2 separate regions of the Homo sapiens genome follow, and region 1 is linked to region 2. The links are chromatin loops, found by intact Hi-C in ENCODE. Cell type or tissue: Calu3. All regions are shown on one strand. Each heading gives the region's core, and the rest is flanking DNA. Links, peaks and the distances in the headings are about the cores only.

Evidence for each region. A loop is a pair of places that touch in the nucleus more often than their neighbours do. Peaks named below come from ENCODE experiments on the same cell type or tissue, not always from the same donor. Only the 100,000 strongest peaks of a DNase experiment are listed, where the experiment ranks them.
Region 1: it touches region 2 in a loop (3-fold over the local background); 7 of 110 quality-filtered maps call a loop at or near these places.

The regions. Positions count from the first base shown.
Region 1 is chr11:102,775,583-102,785,600 of GRCh38, reverse strand. It overlaps MMP10 (matrix metallopeptidase 10), which reads left to right and starts at 4,973. Exons shown (of 10, transcript NM_002425.3): 1 at 4,973-5,114; 2 at 5,856-6,097; 3 at 6,240-6,388; 4 at 6,852-6,977; 5 at 8,825-8,989; 6 at 9,177-9,321. The coding sequence starts at 5,010. It also overlaps the pseudogene WTAPP1. In Calu3, for the core only: a CTCF peak has its summit at 5,008 (motif pointing right); no DNase peak of the experiment used is centred there.
Region 2 is chr11:102,727,865-102,737,882 of GRCh38, reverse strand. No RefSeq gene overlaps it. Among named protein-coding and RNA genes, the nearest start is that of MMP8, 7.9 kb to the right of the region's middle. RefSeq lists silencers at 4,338-4,387, 4,508-4,557. In Calu3, for the core only: a CTCF peak has its summit at 4,428 (motif pointing left); a DNase peak (open chromatin) is centred at 4,432.

The DNA of each region.
Region 1 (10,018 bases), core at 1,118-9,117, 48 kb before region 2:
AGGTCTTTGGGTATTGAAAATTAATAGCTAACCAGTTTTCCCAAGAATTGAATAAACTGGAAGTGAGAAACCGTTAGGCATTTCTCAGTCTTAGTTACTGAAATTGCAATGGATTGTAGACCTGCATTCTGTCTGGATCACATCAGTGCAGCACAGGCCAAGAGGAACTTCAAGTGACAGAACAGATAAACATAGATCAAATGAAGTAGCTGTGTTAGCAGGATGATCAGAGAGTTGGGAGAAAAGAACAAAAGCTAAGGAGATAAATTGAAGGCATGTTCAGGGGTGAGTTCAAGAATGAGAGATAGGCCAGGCGCGGTGGCTCATGCCTGTAATCCCAGCACTTTGGGAGGCCGAGGCGGGCGGATCATGAGATCAGGAGATCGAGACCATCCTGGCTAACACGGTGAAACCCTGTCTCTACTAAAAATACAGAAAATTAGCTGGGCGTGGTGGCGGGCGCCTGTAGTCCCAGCTACTCGGGAGGCTGAGGCAGGAGAATGGTGTGAACCCAGGAGGCAGAGCTGGCAGTGAGCTGAAATTGCGCCACTGCGCTCCAGCCTGGGAGACAGAGTGAGACTCTGTCTCAAAAAAAAAAAAAAAAAAAGAATGAGAGATAAAGAACAGTGTCAAGACATAAAAGAAAAAAAGCTGGGGAAGAACCAAGGTCCAAGCCAAGAGGTTGTTTTAAAACTTTTGTTATTACTATTATTTTAAATATATTTGGGGGGTACAAGTGCAGTTTTGTCACATGGATATATTGCATAGTGTTGAAGTCTGAGCTTTTAGTGTAACTCTCACTGGAACAGAAGACATTGTGCCCCCATTAGATAATTTCTCATCCCTCTTTTCCCTCCCACCCTCTTGAGTGCCCAGTGTCTATTATTCCACACAGTATATCCATGTGTACACATTATTTAGCTCCCACTTGTAAATCAGAACATGCAGTATTTGACTTTCTGTTTCTAAGTTATTTCACATAACGTAATGACCTCCACTTCCATCCATGTTACTGCTAAAGACATTACGTCATTCTTTTTATGGCTGCATAGTATTCCAAACAGTATGAGGATTTCTCAAAGACCAAAAAAATAGAACTACCATTCAACCCAGCAATCCCACTACTGGATATCCACCCAAAGGAAAAGAAATCATTATGTCAAAAAGATACCTGTACTTGTATGTTAATCGCAGCACTATTCACAATAGCAAAGATATGGAATGAAGCCAAGAAGTTTTTGATAAACATCCAAGTTGTAGTCATGAAGGTTTCTTCTGGCAGTTCTGAATAATCTCTTCCCACTTGTTAGCTTTTGATCGTGAGCTTATTATTCAATTTTTCTAATCTCAACTTTGTTGGGTTGTTCTGAAGTTTAAAAATAACTCACATTTAAGAACTGACTACAGTGGAAGCTCAATACCAGGCGTTTCACCTTTCTTTAAGTATGAGCTCTGTATGCTTCCTTGCCTGACCCTATACATACTTCAGTAGGTTTAACAAGTAATGAATTATATAAAGACAAACATAGGACTCACCTGCTCCAGGGCATTAATTTCTACCAGGTGTCATGGTTTAATGCAGGACAAGTTTAAACACTAACATCATTTCTGTGAGGCATGTGCTACCCTATAGGCTCCCAATTATAGTCGTAGCTATTACTACAATGTAAACTTTCATTGTATCATTACCACATAATAAAATCCATTAACAGGATGTGTCAACACTAATAAAGTTATGACTCAAGCGAAAATGGGCATCTCACAGCTTGTCAAATCAGGGCCTAGGGGCATTGTCACAGATTTGTCAGGCCAACAAGCTTTGTCTGTTAAAGGTGTTGGAGTGAAATAAGAAGAGATTTGTTCCCCAGCATAAAGCATACAAAATAACTTTGTGAGTGTGGTTATATCCACCCCATTTTACAGATGACAAAATAATGGCCTGAATTAATTACACACAGTCATGTGTGACTTAACAATGGGGACACATTCTAAGAAACATGTCCTTAGGCAATTTATCCATTGTGCAAACACCATGGATTAAACTTACACAAACCTCTATGGTACAGCCTACTACATGCCTAGACTATGTGGTATAGCCTTTTAAAAATTTCTTGGGGAAAGTTATCCTCCCATCTCAGCCTTCCAAGTAGCTGAGAGTAGAGGTGTCAGCCACCATGCCCAGCAAGCCTATTACTCCTAGGCTACAAACCTATACAGCATGAAATTCTACTGAATACTGGAGGCAATTGTAACATAATAATAAATATTACTGTATCTACACATATTTTAACATTAAAAAATACAATAAAAAGATGGTATTAAAGATAAAAAATGGTACAACTATATAGGGCACTAACCAGGAATGAAGCTTGCCAGACTGGAAGTTGCTCTAAGTGAGTCAGTGAGTGAGTGGTGAGTGAATCTGTACACTATGTAGACTTTATGAACATTGTATGCCTAGACTACACTAAATTTATAAAAGCATTTTTCTTTCATCAATATAAATTAACCTTAGCTTACTGTAGTAACTTTTTTACTTTATAAACTTTTTAATTTAAAACTTTTTTTGACTCTTTTGTAATAACACTTAGGTTAAACACAAACGTTTCACAGAGGTACAAAAATATTTTTTTCTTGATATCCTTATCCTATAAGCTTTCTACTATCTTTAATTTTTTTTATTTTTTAAACTATTTTTTGAGAATGAAGACACAAAACACGAATTAGCCCAGGCCTACACAGGATCAGGATCATCAATATCACTGTTTTCTACCTTCACATCAAGTTCCACTAGAAGGTCTTTCAGGGCAGTAACGCTGATGCAGCTGTCGTTTCCTATGATAATAATGCCTGCATAGGGCAGTAACCATGGAATGCCTTCTGAAGGACCTGCCTGAAGCAGTTTTACAGTTAACTTTTAAAAAAAAGGTACACTCTAAAATAAATGATAAAATGTATAGTAAATGCATAAACAGTCATTTATCACTATTATCAAGAATTATGTACTGTACACAATTGCATGTGCTAGACTTTCGTATGGCAGCACAGTAGGTTTGCTTACACCAGCATCATCACAAACACATGGGTAATGTATTGTACTATGACATTATGTTGGCTACAATGACAATAGCTGATGGGTGCTTATCAGCTCTGTATTAGTTTGTTCTTGCATTGCTATCAAAAATACCTGAGACTGGGTAACTTATAAAGAAAAGAGATTTAATTGGTTCACGGTTCTGCAGGCTATATGAGAACCATGGTGGCACCTTCTTCTGGGGAGGCCTCAGGAAACTTACAATCATGGCGGAAGGCAAAAGAGGAGCCTGCACTTTACATGGCCAGAGCAGGAGAAGAAAGAGAGGGGCTAGGTGCTACACACTTTTAAACATCCAGATCTCATGATAACTCACTCACTCACTATGACAAGAACATCACCGATGGGATGGTGCTAAATGGGCATGAGAAATCCGCCCCCGTGATCCAATCACCTCCCACCAGGCTTCACCTCCAACACTGGGAATGACAGTTCGACATGAGATTTGGGCAGGGACACAGATCCAAACCATATCAAGCTCCATTATAATCATATGGGACCACCATCATATATGTGGTCCATTGTTGACTGAAACATTATACAGTGCCTGACTGTACTTGCTCAATGTCCAGCTGACTTTATTTGAGTCTAGTTGTCAGTCCTTCTCCCTCTGATATTCAAGCTGATGTCACCACACTGTAGAGCAAACTCTTTGGCAACAGTAAGTCACAAGTTGACTTGGCTGGCTCAGTGTATATCCCAGTTTCTCTCCAACTCTGGCTTGGAAGTCTCAGAGCCTCTTGGTTCCTGGAAGTCTCACCTGTCCAGGCTACCTTAAGTAGGGTGGGGATGGTGGGCGATACTGAAAAGATCATTCCTACACACTTATTATTTTAATCTCTCATCACTTTGCAATTATGTACTTCAGACATGGTAGAGTTAATTTATCTTTAGTGAGAGAAAAATATAGTTCTTTACTATAAGAATTTCAGGGTTCTTTATATTAACAGGTTAATTTGACAAAACAGTTATTGCAGACTTACTGTGTTACTGCGTAAAAAGCACTTTATTTGGCTGAGAAAACAAGAAAGAAAATACTATTTGTGGGCAGGGGTGGATCGTTAGACATGTGAAAGAAAGGGAGGATTTGAAATCATTTCCCATTACAGATCTCAATCCATCTCCTCCTTTGTACCTTAAGAGGAGAAAGAAAGGGGGAAAAGAATTTTTAAAAGCAAAGAAGAGGAAGAGGGTAGGAGGACCATTTCAGTCTAACATGCAATTTAATTTTTTCCATTTAACAAGTTTTATGGAGCAGTTACTTTGAACATAATTATACACTGGGAAATGGAGAATGAGTGAACACCAAAGCTTCTCTCTTTGGATTCTTTTCTCTACATGCTCCATGTCCTTCTCACAATACCCCTACTCCACGGCCAGTAAATCCATCTGAAAATCAATAATAGCTATTGTAAACAAGGACTCAAGAAGTGAAATATTTGTTTTAATATCTTTGTAAATAACAACTCCCACATTTAGACCACGACTATATTTGGAATTTATTTCCGTTGACCTACTTAATTCTTACCTGCTTATATTTAAGTTTAAAACATAATCTTCTTAAAAGAAAATTGCACTGATTTTAAAATGTCAAAACATTTGGCATTTTACCAAGCTTGTCAGCTCTCTTTAAGTAAATACAGAGACGTGAATTATCTAGCCAATTCTTTTTCGTCTTTACAAACACAGAAATCATTTCCTGGGGATTAATCATTCTTTCAAGTTTAGAAAGTTGAAGGAAAATACTGATGTAGGCTGTATCACCATTACATTAAATGTTTGTGAACATTCAGACTTAAAAAACACATGCATGAATCATACTGTTGGTGATCTCAGCATTGTCTCTGTATAAAAGAAAGGCCACTAGGGGGTAGAGCTAGAAGCCCAGTAGACAAAGAAGGTAAGGGCAGTGAGAATGATGCATCTTGCATTCCTTGTGCTGTTGTGTCTGCCAGTCTGCTCTGCCTATCCTCTGAGTGGGGCAGCAAAAGAGGAGGACTCCAACAAGGATCTTGCCCAGGTAATTAACGGTGGCATCTATTGCAGCTACTGGCCAGCTCAATTGTGTCTACTTGGTCTTCCAATACAAAGCAGAATGATTAGACTAGAGATCACTTTGTTAGAAAACTGTAGCATCAGAGAATAATTAACAGGCTGGAGGTGGAAATTATTTTTATGTTAACAGAGAAGAAAAGAAAGGTTCAGAAAGGGAATATAACTGCTCAAGGTTACAATAAAATAGTAGCAGTATATTTGTGGCTAAGTGAAAAGAACATATGGAGAATATATGAAACTCCTCTGGCTTTAGAATTTATTTAGTTAAAATTATTGGGGAGGGGAGCATGCTAAGTTTGATCTTTAAATCATATCAGGTAATAGTTTTCATATTTTTACTTGTCATATTTGGACAAAAGAGTTTACCACACTTCAGTCTTAAACCAGGTCTATAATAACAATGTAAGTAGAAAAGGTTAGTATTCTAACTTTTCACAAAACTATGTTAAAAGAGGGTTTCTTTAAAAACTAACAAAAATAATGCTAGACTTGAATTTTCAATCCCCAATTCCTTACTTGACTAGCAAACTAACATTGCAATAAAATTTAAAAATTTGTATGAAATGGGGAGTCTTAATGAAAAATCAAATTAAATGTGATAGCCTCTTTTGTTTTAAGAAACTAGAGGAAAATTACGATGGATTATAAAAGTTGGATAAATGATGGAAAATCACAAAAATGCCCTAAAAATTCTATTTTCCATTAGCAATACCTAGAAAAGTACTACAACCTCGAAAAGGATGTGAAACAGTTTAGAAGAAAGGACAGTAATCTCATTGTTAAAAAAATCCAAGGAATGCAGAAGTTCCTTGGGTTGGAGGTGACAGGGAAGCTAGACACTGACACTCTGGAGGTGATGCGCAAGCCCAGGTGTGGAGTTCCTGACGTTGGTCACTTCAGCTCCTTTCCTGGCATGCCGAAGTGGAGGAAAACCCACCTTACATACAGGTAATGGTTCAGATTAGTTTTCACATAATATTGAAACCTTATAAGTTACTCGTCATATTTGGATAAGTAACATAAAGTTTTCTTTAACAATTTTTCATAAAGGCAGGAGAAAATAACATCCTCTTCAATTTTTCTCCTCCAGGATTGTGAATTATACACCAGATTTGCCAAGAGATGCTGTTGATTCTGCCATTGAGAAAGCTCTGAAAGTCTGGGAAGAGGTGACTCCACTCACATTCTCCAGGCTGTATGAAGGAGAGGCTGATATAATGATCTCTTTTGCAGTTAAAGGTAATCAAATAAAGCATCCATTTATCTGGTGTATTCATCTGTTCAGACTGCTATAGCAAGTTACCTTAGACTGGGTAATTTATAAACAACAGAAATTTATTGCTCACAATTCTGGAGGCTGGGAAGTCCAAGATTAAGGTGCCAGCAGATTTAGTGTCTGATGAGAGCCTATTCCTCATAGATGGTACCTTCTGTGTCCTCACACGATAGAAAGGGCCAGGAGGTTCCCTCAAGCTTCTTTCATAAAAGCACTAATCTCATTCATGAGGGCAGAGCACTTACGACATAATCACTTCCTAAAGACCTAACCTCTTAATACTATATTTCATTGGGCATTGAGTTTCAACATATGAATTTGCAGCAGACACCAACATTCAGACTATAGAATCTACTGTTGTTTAATTGGAACAGGGTAAAAAGAAATTCTGAACACTTATATTTCCATTAATTTGTTCCCTATCAGAACATGGAGACTTTTACTCTTTTGATGGCCCAGGACACAGTTTGGCTCATGCCTACCCACCTGGACCTGGGCTTTATGGAGATATTCACTTTGATGATGATGAAAAATGGACAGAAGATGCATCAGGTGGGTCGTAAACCTCTCGGGAACATTTCAGGAATAATGTCCAATCCTACCCAAAAATAATTGGATTATCTAGAACGAGCAATAAATCGAATATACTAGTAACTGAATTTTTTTATTACCTGAGTTTTAAACAGAAGTACTGTTTGTTTCAATCATTATTGAAGAATTTTATAAAATGTCTGTATTTTCATGTTTGCCCCCACCAAGTACAATATTGTAAAAACCATTCAACCTCATCTCCACAACTCAGGATCTTGTGGGGGTTTGAGGATCAGCATAATTAATAATGTTTTTCATCACTTTAATGATAGATGATTAGGATAGAATGAATTCCATTAAACCAGTTCCAATCCTAACATTTGCCCTCAGGTTTTCTTTCTTTCTTCTCATTGGCCTCCTTTTTACTTAAAAGTAGAGATCAGGAGAAAATGCCAGGAACTGAAAAAAAACTGTTAGGTCATCTTTTCGAATAAACATGTCACTGTCTCTAGCTTAGATGGGTTTTTTTCGCCCTAAATTGGCTTGGAAACACTTTACATCTAAACATAATGACTAAAATTAACTGTATGCTATTTAATTTTTAAAATGGCTTCTGAAGTTTAGAAACACACTGTTGAAATAATCACTATTTCTGACAGTGCCTGGGATTTTTAATGTAAATGCAAAGAACATCTTTCCTGAGTACAAGACTCAGGAGGCTGAGGCACGAGAATCACTGAACCCAGGAGATGGAGGCTGCAGTGAGCCGAGATTGTACCACTGTACTCCAGCCTGGGCAACAGAGTGAGACTCTGTCTCACGAGACTGAAGTTTGTGTTGCATGAAATGATTGCCTTTTATTTGAACAACTGTTCTTTTCTGCACAATTCTTGGAGCCTTGGTTAAATAATATCTACTACTAAATTCAATAAAACCCTTTTTATAATATTTTTAAAAAGCTGAATCTAGCTGTGTTTGTGCTGCAGAAAACTGTTATTGGGCATGTTTCTGTTTTAAACTAAAGATTGTACACATCCAATGGCACCTATTACTGGGAAGATTTTTGACAATCAAAAATTATTTGATTATGGCCAGGCACCAGTGGCTAATGCCTGTAATCCCAGCATTTTGGGAGGCCAAGTTGGGTGAATCACTTGAGACCAGGAGTTTGAGACCAGCCTAGCCAACATGGTGAAACCTTATCTCAACAAAAATACAAAAATTAGCCGGGCATGGTAGCACGTGCCTGTAATCACAGCTACTCAGGAGGCTGAGGCACGAGAATCGCTTGGACACATACTCCAGCCTGGGCGACAGAATGAGACTCTGTCTCAAAAAAAAAAATTACTTGAGTATGATGAAGAGGAGGAAGAGAAAATCAGACTAAACCCCACAAGAAATAACCACAGTCTTCTGGCTTAAAAGTTTGAACGTAAATGTTATATGATTAATTTTAACCAAGGTTGCAACTGGCAAGTGTTCCTAAATTTGAACAATGACTTTTTATTTTTAGACAACGAAGAGTTATATTTACTGACATGCTATTAGTCTTGTCCTTTCAAAAAAAAATCTTTTGAAAATAATGCTTCTCATTTGTCAATATAGGAAAAGTGTCTTAGTTTTCCTGACCAAGGAGGGATCTAGGGAGGGATACGGTGAAAAACTGTCTTATATATTGACTTAAAGTCAACCTTGAAAAACACATTAATTTCTATAAAGTATGGAATGTGCCAATCAATGAACCAATCCACAAATACTGAAAAGACATTGTGGTTTCAAGGATGGCCTGTACAGCTGGCATATGTTCTGTATGTGTATTTATGGAAGAAAGAGCTGGTGAATTCTGAACATTTATGATTTTCATACAGGCACCAATTTATTCCTCGTTGCTGCTCATGAACTTGGCCACTCCCTGGGGCTCTTTCACTCAGCCAACACTGAAGCTTTGATGTACCCACTCTACAACTCATTCACAGAGCTCGCCCAGTTCCGCCTTTCGCAAGATGATGTGAATGGCATTCAGTCTCTCTACGGTGAGTGATGCTGGAAAAATTAGGCATTGCAGATCTACAATGACAGTCCTCCAGAAAGCTTTCCAGTGCTACCTAAAGTATTTCTGATTTGGCCTGAAGCACTTTGAGAATGTTTGAAAGGCACACAAATTGACAGATGCATCACATTTTTTTTTAATGTTTGCATCCCCAAATCTGTTTCCTTTAGGACCTCCCCCTGCCTCTACTGAGGAACCCCTGGTGCCCACAAAATCTGTTCCTTCGGGATCTGAGATGCCAGCCAAGTGTGATCCTGCTTTGTCCTTCGATGCCATCAGCACTCTGAGGGGAGAATATCTGTTCTTTAAAGACAGGTCAGACCAGAAAATTATATTTTCCTATCTATTCTTTTGATGTACAGTGCTTAGAAAGAAAAACAGAAACTTGACAGAGCTTTTTTTTTAATTTTAGGTTCAGGGGTACATGTGCAGGTTTGTTATATAGATAAACTCGTGTCACAGGGGTTTGTTGTACAGATAATTTTGTCACCCCAGTACTAATCCTAGTACCCAGTAGTTACTTTTTCTGCTTGACAGAGATTTTTTAAAATATAAAATTTCCTCTACATTTTAAAATCATTCAGATCTAGTTCTTGCTGAATTTTTAACATCTTCTTAGAATTGTCCAGATCATTTTTTACAGACTTATAAGGGATGATTCTTGGTCCCTAGACTGTAAGTTTGATTAAGGCAGGGAGTTATATCTGTTTCGTTCATTTTTTTAAAATATCATATATCATGGAACTTCTTCAGAAAGCACTGGTGGATCCTTAGAAGCAGGGTGGTATCTTTCCATTTACTAATATATGCTACTATTTAAATTAATTACTTTTGGAAAAAAGTGATATGTGCTTGTGGCACAATATTTAAACACTACCAAAAGATACGGAGTTAAAAAATCTCTCTCCAGTCTTTGGCCTACCGTCCTCCAGCTCCCTTCATATGTGCAACCACTGCTACCAATTTCCTTTGACTCTTTACAAAAATGTTCTACTCATATACAAGCATCAAT
Region 2 (10,018 bases), core at 1,269-9,268:
GGGAGAGGGGTGGGGGATTTGCTATGTATTATTGTTTTGTCTGTTTATTTTACTAATATAATGCAAAATCCAAGTAAGTACTTAATAAAAGTTTTTAAATAAATTAACACAGAATTGATGCTGGATTCCAGAAAAGATGGAAAGTTAATAAAAAGGTATATAGTCAGTTTGACCAGCTCCTGAAAAATTTCTTGGCTTCGTCTTCATTAGTGCAGAGGCTAGAATATTACAGACATTGCAGCAGCCCCCAGAAATGCTCAGAGCCTAAGACCAAGTTTCTGATGGGTTCCTGGGGAGAAAATCCACCAATGAATATGAGAAATCAGAGTGGTTGTGTTTAGACTTTGCCAATAAGCACTCTGCCTTGAGATTTCAGGGAGACTGATAGTCCCATGGAAATATAAGATCTCAGGGGAAGTATGCATTTGTAATAACCATATCTGTCAAAGGACTTGTTTCATCCTGCTGAACTCATGACTGGAGTCGCCCCAAAAGTGGCAGCAAGGGAATTCCTGCAAGGAAGTGCCCAAGACTGTCTCCAGATGGGGCCAGCTGAGATTCCAAAGAAGGAAGCACTAAATGCCAGGGTGAGAAGGACAACACATTTATTAGGGGTATTTACTTACAGAGTTCTTTGGTGTATCCTCTCAAAGAACAATCACGGTAGAGGGGTGTCCTACATAGATATGTCTTCATCTAGGGGGTAATATGTCTATATGAGGATTTAAAGATTTGGTTCAGGGCCAGGGCCAGTTTCTTTCTAGTAAACCTAGATATCTTTATCACTACCAGGGAATTTTCAAGTTCCTGGTTTGGTTTCAAGACTGCTGGGAAAACCTTACAGCTGGCAAGGACACAGGGTGGTCAAGGCACTCTGATTTTTGGTCAGGACACAGAAAAAAAAAGTGAGGGGAACTGGGGAACCCTGCAGGAGTTTTATTCAGAATATATAAGAAATCTAACATATTAATAATAAAGTGACACATGCAATTAAAAATGCATGGGAGTTTTAATCAGACTCTTCACAAAGACATATATATGGCCAATAAACACATTTAAAAAGTACTTAACATTATTAGTTATCGAGAAAATAAAATTCTTATAAGGCACCACTAAAAAAAATCCACTAAAATCATTAATGTTAATAAGACTGACAACACCAAACATTGATGAGGAGCTAGAACATCTGGAAGGCTCATACAATATCAAATTGCTCACAGTTCAATATTTATTCACCCTATGACTTCTACATATTTGCCCAAGATAAATGAAAACATAAATACCCCAAAAAAGCTTGCTCAAGAATTCATAACAGCTTTATTCTTGATAGTCCAAATCTGAAAATAGTGGCATATTCATACAATAGAATATTACCACTAGTACTATATACAACAACATGGATTAAACTGAAAACCATTAAAATGTCTCTCTTATCCTAAGAGACATCATTCTAGGCAAAAGAAGCCAGGCACAGAAGCTAATATATACTTTTGATTCCATTATATGAACTTTAAGATTATAAAAAGTAATATATAGGAAATGAAATCAGAACAGTGATTGACACTGAGGAGGGACTGTGTTTGACCAAGAAAGAACTCAGAGAACTCAGATGATGGAAATGTTCTCTTCCTTCATGAGGTATGGGATACATTGGCTTATACATTTGTCAAAACTCACCGAACAGTGTAGTTAAGACTTGTGTACTTCACTATATGTCAATAGTATCTCAAAAATATATAAAGAAAAAAGAAATTAACAGCAAAAGGAAGTCTTAATTATTCTATAACTATAAAATAATGTTTAATGGTTTAAATATCTTCCCACAAAGAAAACATTAAGCTTAGATGGTTTTATTGGTTTGTTTTGCCAAAAGATCCATGTCAAGGAATAGATCATTCCAATCTTACACAAACTCTTTCAGAGAAAACAGAGGACATATTCCACCATCACCATATAGCACATAGGGAGCAACTTTAGGTACTTTCTTATTAATACTGGGAATAAGAGAAGGATGCCTGCTATCACTGATATTCGTTTAATATAGTCCTGGATATCCTGTCAAAAACTGAAATGAGGCCATGAACAGTGAATCATGCCTGTAATCCCAGCCCTTTGGGAGACTGAGGCAGGAGGATTGCTTGAGCCCAGGATTACAAGACCAGCCTGGGCAACATCAGTAAGACCTCATTACTACAAAAAAAAAAAAAAAAATTAAAATGAGGAAAATATCAACAGTTATAAAGATCAAAAGGGAAGAGTCCAAATTATAATTATTTGTAGATAATTTGATAATTTACATAGAAAACCTCAAAAGAATCAAAACTCTTAAGATGAGAAAAATTGTAATGTTTCCAAGTACATCAACACATCAAAATCATTTACATGTCTATATATGCACAATAAACAAGTAGATCAAACATAGAAAACAAAATATTAATAGCCACAGCAAAATCAATTACCTCTTTAGGAAATAACATAGCAAAAACAGAACAACCCCTTAAAAATGAGAATTTAAGACTCTATTACAGACATATAAGAAAAATAGAATATGATCTTCATGTATGGAATGACCTAATACTCTAAAGATGACAATTTTTCCAAAATTAATTTGTAAATGGGAAGCAATTTTAACTAAATTCCAATGGCAGTATTTGGGAAAGGAAAATTGATTGCAAGGCTTTTATTTATAAAAAAAAAAATACACACTAGGAGCTAAGAATTTTGACAAAGAACAAAGAAGGAGAGAGTCCCACCAAATATTAAGACATTTTACAAAACCTCTGTGACCCCAGTGGTGCAAAACTTACGCAGGAGCAGAGACATAAGCTAATGGAACTAAATACAAGTCCAGAAACATGCTTTTGGTATGATAGGGGTGGTACTACAAATTAGAAGAAAAAAAAGAATGAATCCTCAAATAGTTGTTTGGAGGCACTACATGGAAAAAATAAAGATGAATTCTGTATCCCAGCAAGTGCAAGTAACAGATACTCTTCACTGTGGAGTTCCAGCTACTGGGCACATGGAAGAATTATACTCCTTAGCCTCCTTGCAGTGGGATGGGACCACATGACTAGTTCTGGACTATGACTTGTGCTTGGTTCTGGGCTGGAACATTTCATTGCTTGTGCAAAACCCTTTAGAAATCTTTTTTCAACCAACATGACAGAGAGAATTCAAGATCACAGCTTCTCTGGAGGTCTGTGAAACTGGGTCACTGCCATACACAGAGGTCCTCTGTCAAACCATAATTGACACATAGCACAAGCAAGAAATAAATCTGAGCTGTCTTATAAGACTAAAGGATGCAGGGCCTATTACCAAAGTGTAATTTTGCTTATTCTTTCTGATGCAGACCATGCACAAAAGTATACTTTGAATTGGTTAAAGACTTCAATATGAAAGGTAGAACTAATTCAACAAAATACATAGGAGAATATTTTGACCATCATAATGTGGGGAAGAATATCTCAAATAACACCAAAAAAGCATAACTCATAACGGGCAAAGCTGATAGTTTTGATTACATTGAAATTAAAGAATTATATTAAATGAGAAACAGAGAAAGTGTCTGCAACATATGAAACTAAGGAAAGATTAATAGGTGGTTCAGAGAAGAAATTCTTTTAAATCAACATGAAAAAGGTAAGAAATCCAGTAGAAATGCAGGCATGGAAATAAGTTGGCTATTATTAGAAGGGGAAATCTGGGTAGCTGACAGCATATAAAGAGATATCCAATCTTACTAGTAATCAACGGAATACCAATGTAAAAAAGATACCTACTTATACCTACCAAAAATGGCAGAAATTAGAAGTTCTGGTTATATTAAGTGCTGATAAAAACATGGGGAATATGAACCCTTATTTACAGCGGGCAGAACTGTTAATTGGTGCAACCATTGTGAAGCAAAATCTGGCTGTATCATAAGAATACCTGTATTCTAACCCCAGTAGTCCCACTTGTAAGTATTCATTCTGACTGTGATCCCCAGGAGACTTGTAGGGCAGCCAATACAGAACTATTTGTGAGAGCGGGAAGCTAGCCACCGCCTGGATGGCCATTGTTGGTGAACTGACACTTAGAATGTGATAGCCCTTATCAAGTAAGCTAAAACTGCCACCCACAACCTGGCATTAAGATCTGTTAACAGAGGACAAAATAATGTGCTTAGGAACATTGTGACCACTGTGGAGTTTCTCATTCTGCATTCTCACCTAAAGCAAACTATTCATTTTAATGAGCTTTGGCCAAGTCTTTAATGTCCAGTTCTCCCACTAACCTACCTAGTTCAAAACCTGGGCTCATCCTTACTAAATGAGATAAATGGGATCTATTTGTTTTACATTCTTATTTCGAAGAAGACTGTTGATCTGACCGAACAGTTCACCCTCCGAATACCCCAGTGGACTTTGGCGCCCTCTGCTGGTTTTACAGGGGGCATGATGACCACTAGCATGGCTAAGAGTGACAGGTCTCAGCCATCCGTGACTTCATTGAAGGCCACTGGTTGCGTCTGCTATACACCAGCTTACTCTGGGAGCATTAAGCCATAGAAAAATATCTGGATGGAGACATTTCAAAATGTTAACATTGGTTACCTCTAGAAGAGGGGACTGAAGTAGGGGGAAAGGGGGTTAGAAAACTTCACATTTACTTACCGTACTTCTGAAAGTTTGGAATTTTTTTTTTAATAAGCATGTATTTTTGTATTACTAGACTATTTAAAAATAAGTGATTTTTAAAATAAAATAAATCGTTTGAACAACACTTTCTATATTGCTTTTCGTGCATTACCTCCTTAAAGCCCACGGCTTTGAAATAAGAACGTAAAACAATATAGCAATATAGAAAGTGCTCCTATCCTGTGAGGCTTTTTTTTATATTTAATTGCCAGAGAACTGTAATTTTTATCTGTTATTTTGCACTCTGTGTTAAACATTTTCTACACATCCATATTTAATCTTCACAACATTCCTATGATGTCAGGGCTATTGTTACCACCATTTTACACGCAAGGAATTAAAACTTAGGGATGTGAAGTGAACTGTGTCTAGGGTCCCACAGTAATAAGTGGCCAATTAGGGATGTGCAATTAAGACAGAGAGATGAAGGAACTTGTGCAAGGTCAAGCAAATGATAGAGTGGAGTCAAACCCAGGTCTTCGGATTTCCATTCCCCATGCTAAAGAGAAACAGGCTGTCTGTGAGTACCTCGGGCTTGTCACTTCAGGTTCCTCTGATGTTTGGTCCTGATGTATGAGGCAACCACATCTGTAGAATTTGGAGGAAGAAAGAGTCAGAAAGTTCCCATAATGACCTTAATGTGACATTTAAACTAAAGAAGCTACTCAGGCAGAAGGTCAACTCCAGTAGAAGACTTTGTGGAGACTGAACAGAAAGAGCCTTGGAATTAAACCAAACTTGGATTCCCAAATTCTGCCACACATTACACATCTGCCAGTGTGTGATCTCAGGTAATTCACTTAACCTTTCTGATCCTCAGTTTCTGTATTGCTTTTAAAAGACGTAATACCTAAGAAATTTACATAAAAGTGACTTTGCAAAAGCCTTTATGACAGTACCTCACTTCTAATGAGTATTCAGTAAATACTCACATATTCTTGGCATGGAAAGTCAAAATGGAGAACAGGGTGGGTGCAGGTTATCCTGGAGTTATAGGGCATGGTCTCCTAAAGGGCTTTTCAAATCACATGCAGACCACAGATCCTGAAGTGCCCTTCCCTGTGCAGTCAGTCTACACATTTACTGACTACCTCCATCTCTTCTCATTGAGAATTATTGCCTGTAACAGAAAGATCAATGGTCCCAAAAATGCCCACATCCTGACCCGTGAACATGTTAGCTTACATGGCAAAAGAGGTTTCACAGGTGTGATTTGGGTTAAGGACCTTGAAATGGGAGATTAGCATTATCTCAGTGGGTCCAATCAAATCACCTGAGTCCTCACAAGTGGAGACCCTCCCCCAACTGTGATCAGGGAGAGACAAGAAGATGGAATAAGGGTTAGAGAGAAGTGATATTGCTGGTTTTGAAGATGGCAGAGGTGGAAATACAGGCCAAGGGATGCAATAGCCTCTAGAAGCTGGAAACAACACAGAAACTGATTCTCCTCTATAGCTCCCAGAAGGAACACAGCACTGCTAACATATTGATTTTAGCCCAGTGAGACCCATACCAGACTTCTGACCTGCAGAATCGTAAGGCAATGAATTTATCTTGTTTTGAGCCATTGGACGTGTGGTTATATGTTACAGCAGCTGCGGAAAACTAATCCACTGCCCCTGACAAGCCAATGTCACCAAAGGGCATATGTGGTGTCTTTCTGATATTTTAGGTTAAAAAATAAATTCAGGTTGAGAACCATTGATCAAGAGGAGTGAGAACAGAATCTAGTGGGGACTATATAGATGTGAGACAGTTTATTGAGATGAATTCTCACAGACTCCAACAGGCGTATGTGGGTGACAGCTGGTTGGGCTCCAAGGGGGATGGGAGCCAGATGTGTGGTGTGAGGAGCAGGTGTGTGATGTGAGGAGGAGCAGGTGTGTGGTGTGAGGATTGGGTGTGTGGTGTGAGGAGGAGCAGGTGTGTGGTGTGAGGAGTGGGTGTGTGGTGTGAGGAGGAGCAGGTGTGTGGTGTGAGGAGTGGGTGCGTGGTGTGAAGAGGAGCAGGTGTGCGGTGTGAGGAGTGGGTGCGTGGTGTGAGGAGCGGGTGTGTGGTGTGAGGAGTGGGTGTGTGGTGTGAGGAGGAGCAGGTGTGTGGTGTGAGGAGTGGGTGTGTGGTGTGAGGAGAAGCAGGTGTGTGGTGTGAGAAAGAGCCGGTGTGTGGTGTGAGAAGGAGCGGGTTTGTGGTGTGAGGAGCGGTTGTGTGGTGTGAGGAGTGGATGTGTGGTGTGAGGAGGAGCGGGTGTGTGGTGTGAGGAGTGAGTGGTGTGAGGAGTGGGTGTGTGGTGTGAAGAGGAGCAGGTGTGTGGTGTGAGGATTGGGTGTGTAGTGTGAGGAAGAGCAGGTGTGTGGTGTGAGGATTGGGTGTGTAGTGTGAGGAAGAGCAGGTGTGTGGTGTGAGTAGTAGGTGTGTGGTGTGAGGAGGAGCGGGTGTGTGGTTTGAAGGAGTAGAGGCACTGACTGGGCTTCCAAGAAGTTTGACAGTGAGGGAAAGGAAACAGGATGGTAACTCAAGTGATTAATAGGGTAGAAAGAAGTCTGTTGTTTGGTTTTATTTTGTTTTACTAGAGAAACCATGTAGGCAAACAGGAAGCAGCCAGTGAGGGAAAGGAAATAGCGGGGGAATGTGTAAGGAGAATAGTTCTGGTGTGGAGATACAGAAAGAGTCCCATGGACACACTAAGAAATTGAATATTTTGGTGGTAAAAATGAGAGAAAACGAGGGCATTTACTTAAAGTGGGAAGTAATACCTTGCTATAGCTAGACATTGTTAGAAAATCAAGAATGGAGAAGATTTAGAAAAGACAGTGCCTCAGGAAAAATGAAAAATGAGGCATTCCAGCCACACAGCTGGATTGATTTAGTAGAAAAGAGAGTTTTGGCAAAATCCACTTCGCAGTTTCCTGCCTCTACATACACAGAGCGGCCTGGAATGGAAATGTTTACTTTTCTGCCATCTGTTCTCGTGGGTCTGTCAAACTAGTTTCTGGACAGTCGTTGACTCTCAATGGGTCATTTTCTCCATTCTTTCTTATCCTCAACACCCTCTAGTTGGGAGGACAATAGATACAGGGGCAGAAATGGAAATGTTTGGGGCTAATCAAAACCATAAGGATAAGATCCTCCATGCTCACTCTAGCTACTCTCTCACTTGCCTGGACCATGGCGGCTGCTCAGCAGGCCTTTTAATCAGCCTCATCTGTGGGTTGAATTCACTACCACGGCTTCTCTAAGTCTCCACTTCCTTCAGCTCCAGCCTTAGCCTTGATTCCATCTGTCATCCTCAAGAGAACTCTTTGACTCTCAAGACAACTCTGTTTTTGTTTTTTTTGTTTTTTTTTTTTTTGAGACAGAGTTTCGCTCTTGTCGCCCAGGCTGGAGTGCAATGGCACGATCTCGGCTCACCACAACCTCTGCCTCCCGGGTTCCAGCAATTCTCCTGACTCAGCCTCCCAAGTAACTGGGATTACATGCACGTGCCACCATGCCCAGCTTATTTTGTATTTTCAGTAGAGACGAGGTTCCTCCATGTTGGTCAGGCTGGTCTCGAACTCCCAGCCTCCGGTGATCTGCCTGCCTCAGCCTCCCAAAGTGCTGGGATTGCAGACGTGAGCCACCGCACCCGGCCTTAAGGCAACTTTTATTTTATCTGTGTGTATCTGTGATGCGAATTGCTGCTCCTTGGAGATGTGTGGTGTGATGACCCAGGTTCCCTCCTGTCTTCTTCAACCTCATTTCTTCACCATCCATCCCCACACCAAGAGTAAGACCCATGACCACCCGCTAGGGCCAGGTCCTCACGACCTTTCACTTAAACTCTTACTCCACCTTTTAATTGTTCTTCTTATTTATAACCTCTCTTCAGTCCAGTCTATCCTAGATACTATGGCCCGGTTAGTTTTATTAAGTCAGCATAGATTGTTACATGGCTCAGAAACAAACAATGTCTGCTCATTGCTGGCCTTTTGATGTTTAATTCCTGCCCCTCCACTATCTGGTTCTAGCCTACCATTCCAAGCTGCTTCTCTTTATATGCTCTATGCTGATTCCCCCAGACCCTTGTTATTCTTCACTTACAATCCAAGATTTCTTACCACAATACCTTTGCTTTTTGCTTCTAATCCCACCCTCATTTAACTTAATTTCAATGCCAAAATTCAATCCACCTTTCAAAGTTTATCTCAGTGTCCACTTCCCCTACAAAGACTTTGTGGATCTCCCCAATAGAATATGATTTTTCCTTTTTTAAAATCTTAAAACATGACTCTTTACTTCTCTTATTGTATATTCTCCATCCTCTCTTACAATAGAGATTCTCAACTCATCCTCATTGTTACCTGGGATGCTTTCTAAACTTGTGTATACCTGGGCCCCACCCCAGAGATTCTGATTCAGTAGCTGGAGTGGAGCTCAGTCCATTCTGGCTGCCAAATAAGATATCATAGACTGAGTGGCTTATAAACAACAGAAATACATTATTTCTCACAGTTCTGGAGGACGGAAGTCAGATCAGCCTGCTAACATGGTTAGGTTCTGGTGAGGGCCCTCTTCTGGGCTGCAGACTGCCAACTTTTCATTGGATCCTCACTTGGTGGAAAGACAGAAAGAGAGTTCTCTGGGGTCTCTTTTATAAGGGCACTAATCCCACTCATGAGGCCTCACCTCCTTAAGGCCCCACCTCCTAATACCGTCACACTGGGAGTTAGGATTTCAACATGTAAATTTGGGGTTGGGGGACACAACATTTAGTTCATAAAAGAAGCCTACTTGTATGTTTAATATAGATTCTGATGTAGTGCCAAGACTGAGAATAATCACTTTTAAAAATTTTTTCCTCATTGAGAGAACAAAGGAGATTTTAGGAAGAGTCAATGAAAAGGTAAATTTGAATCATATCTCTGAATCTGTTTTCTTCTTTAAAATGGGGATAATAACTCCCACTTCTCTGGGTTGTTATGAAGCTTAAGGAAGGTAATAGATGCTGCATATCTAAGACTTAGCACAGTGATTAATCCATAATGACTTGTGAGATCTGAGTGTATACATTTATACTCTGTGCAAAGGATGTGAGTCACACACATATGTTCCCTGGCTGAACTTGAACACTGGCTACTAAAGGAAGCTCCATGGAAGTTACTTCACTTGGTGGCTTAACTTAGAAGCACTTCTCTTTCTGGAAAAGAAGAAATTTTCAGCATTTCTAACTCATTCACAGAACGGACGCATGAACTAATGTGGCTATAATTTCACCACATTCATAATACAAAGAGAACAGCACAGTGAAGGGTTTACACAGACTTTTTCCATGTATGATCTCATCTAATACCCTT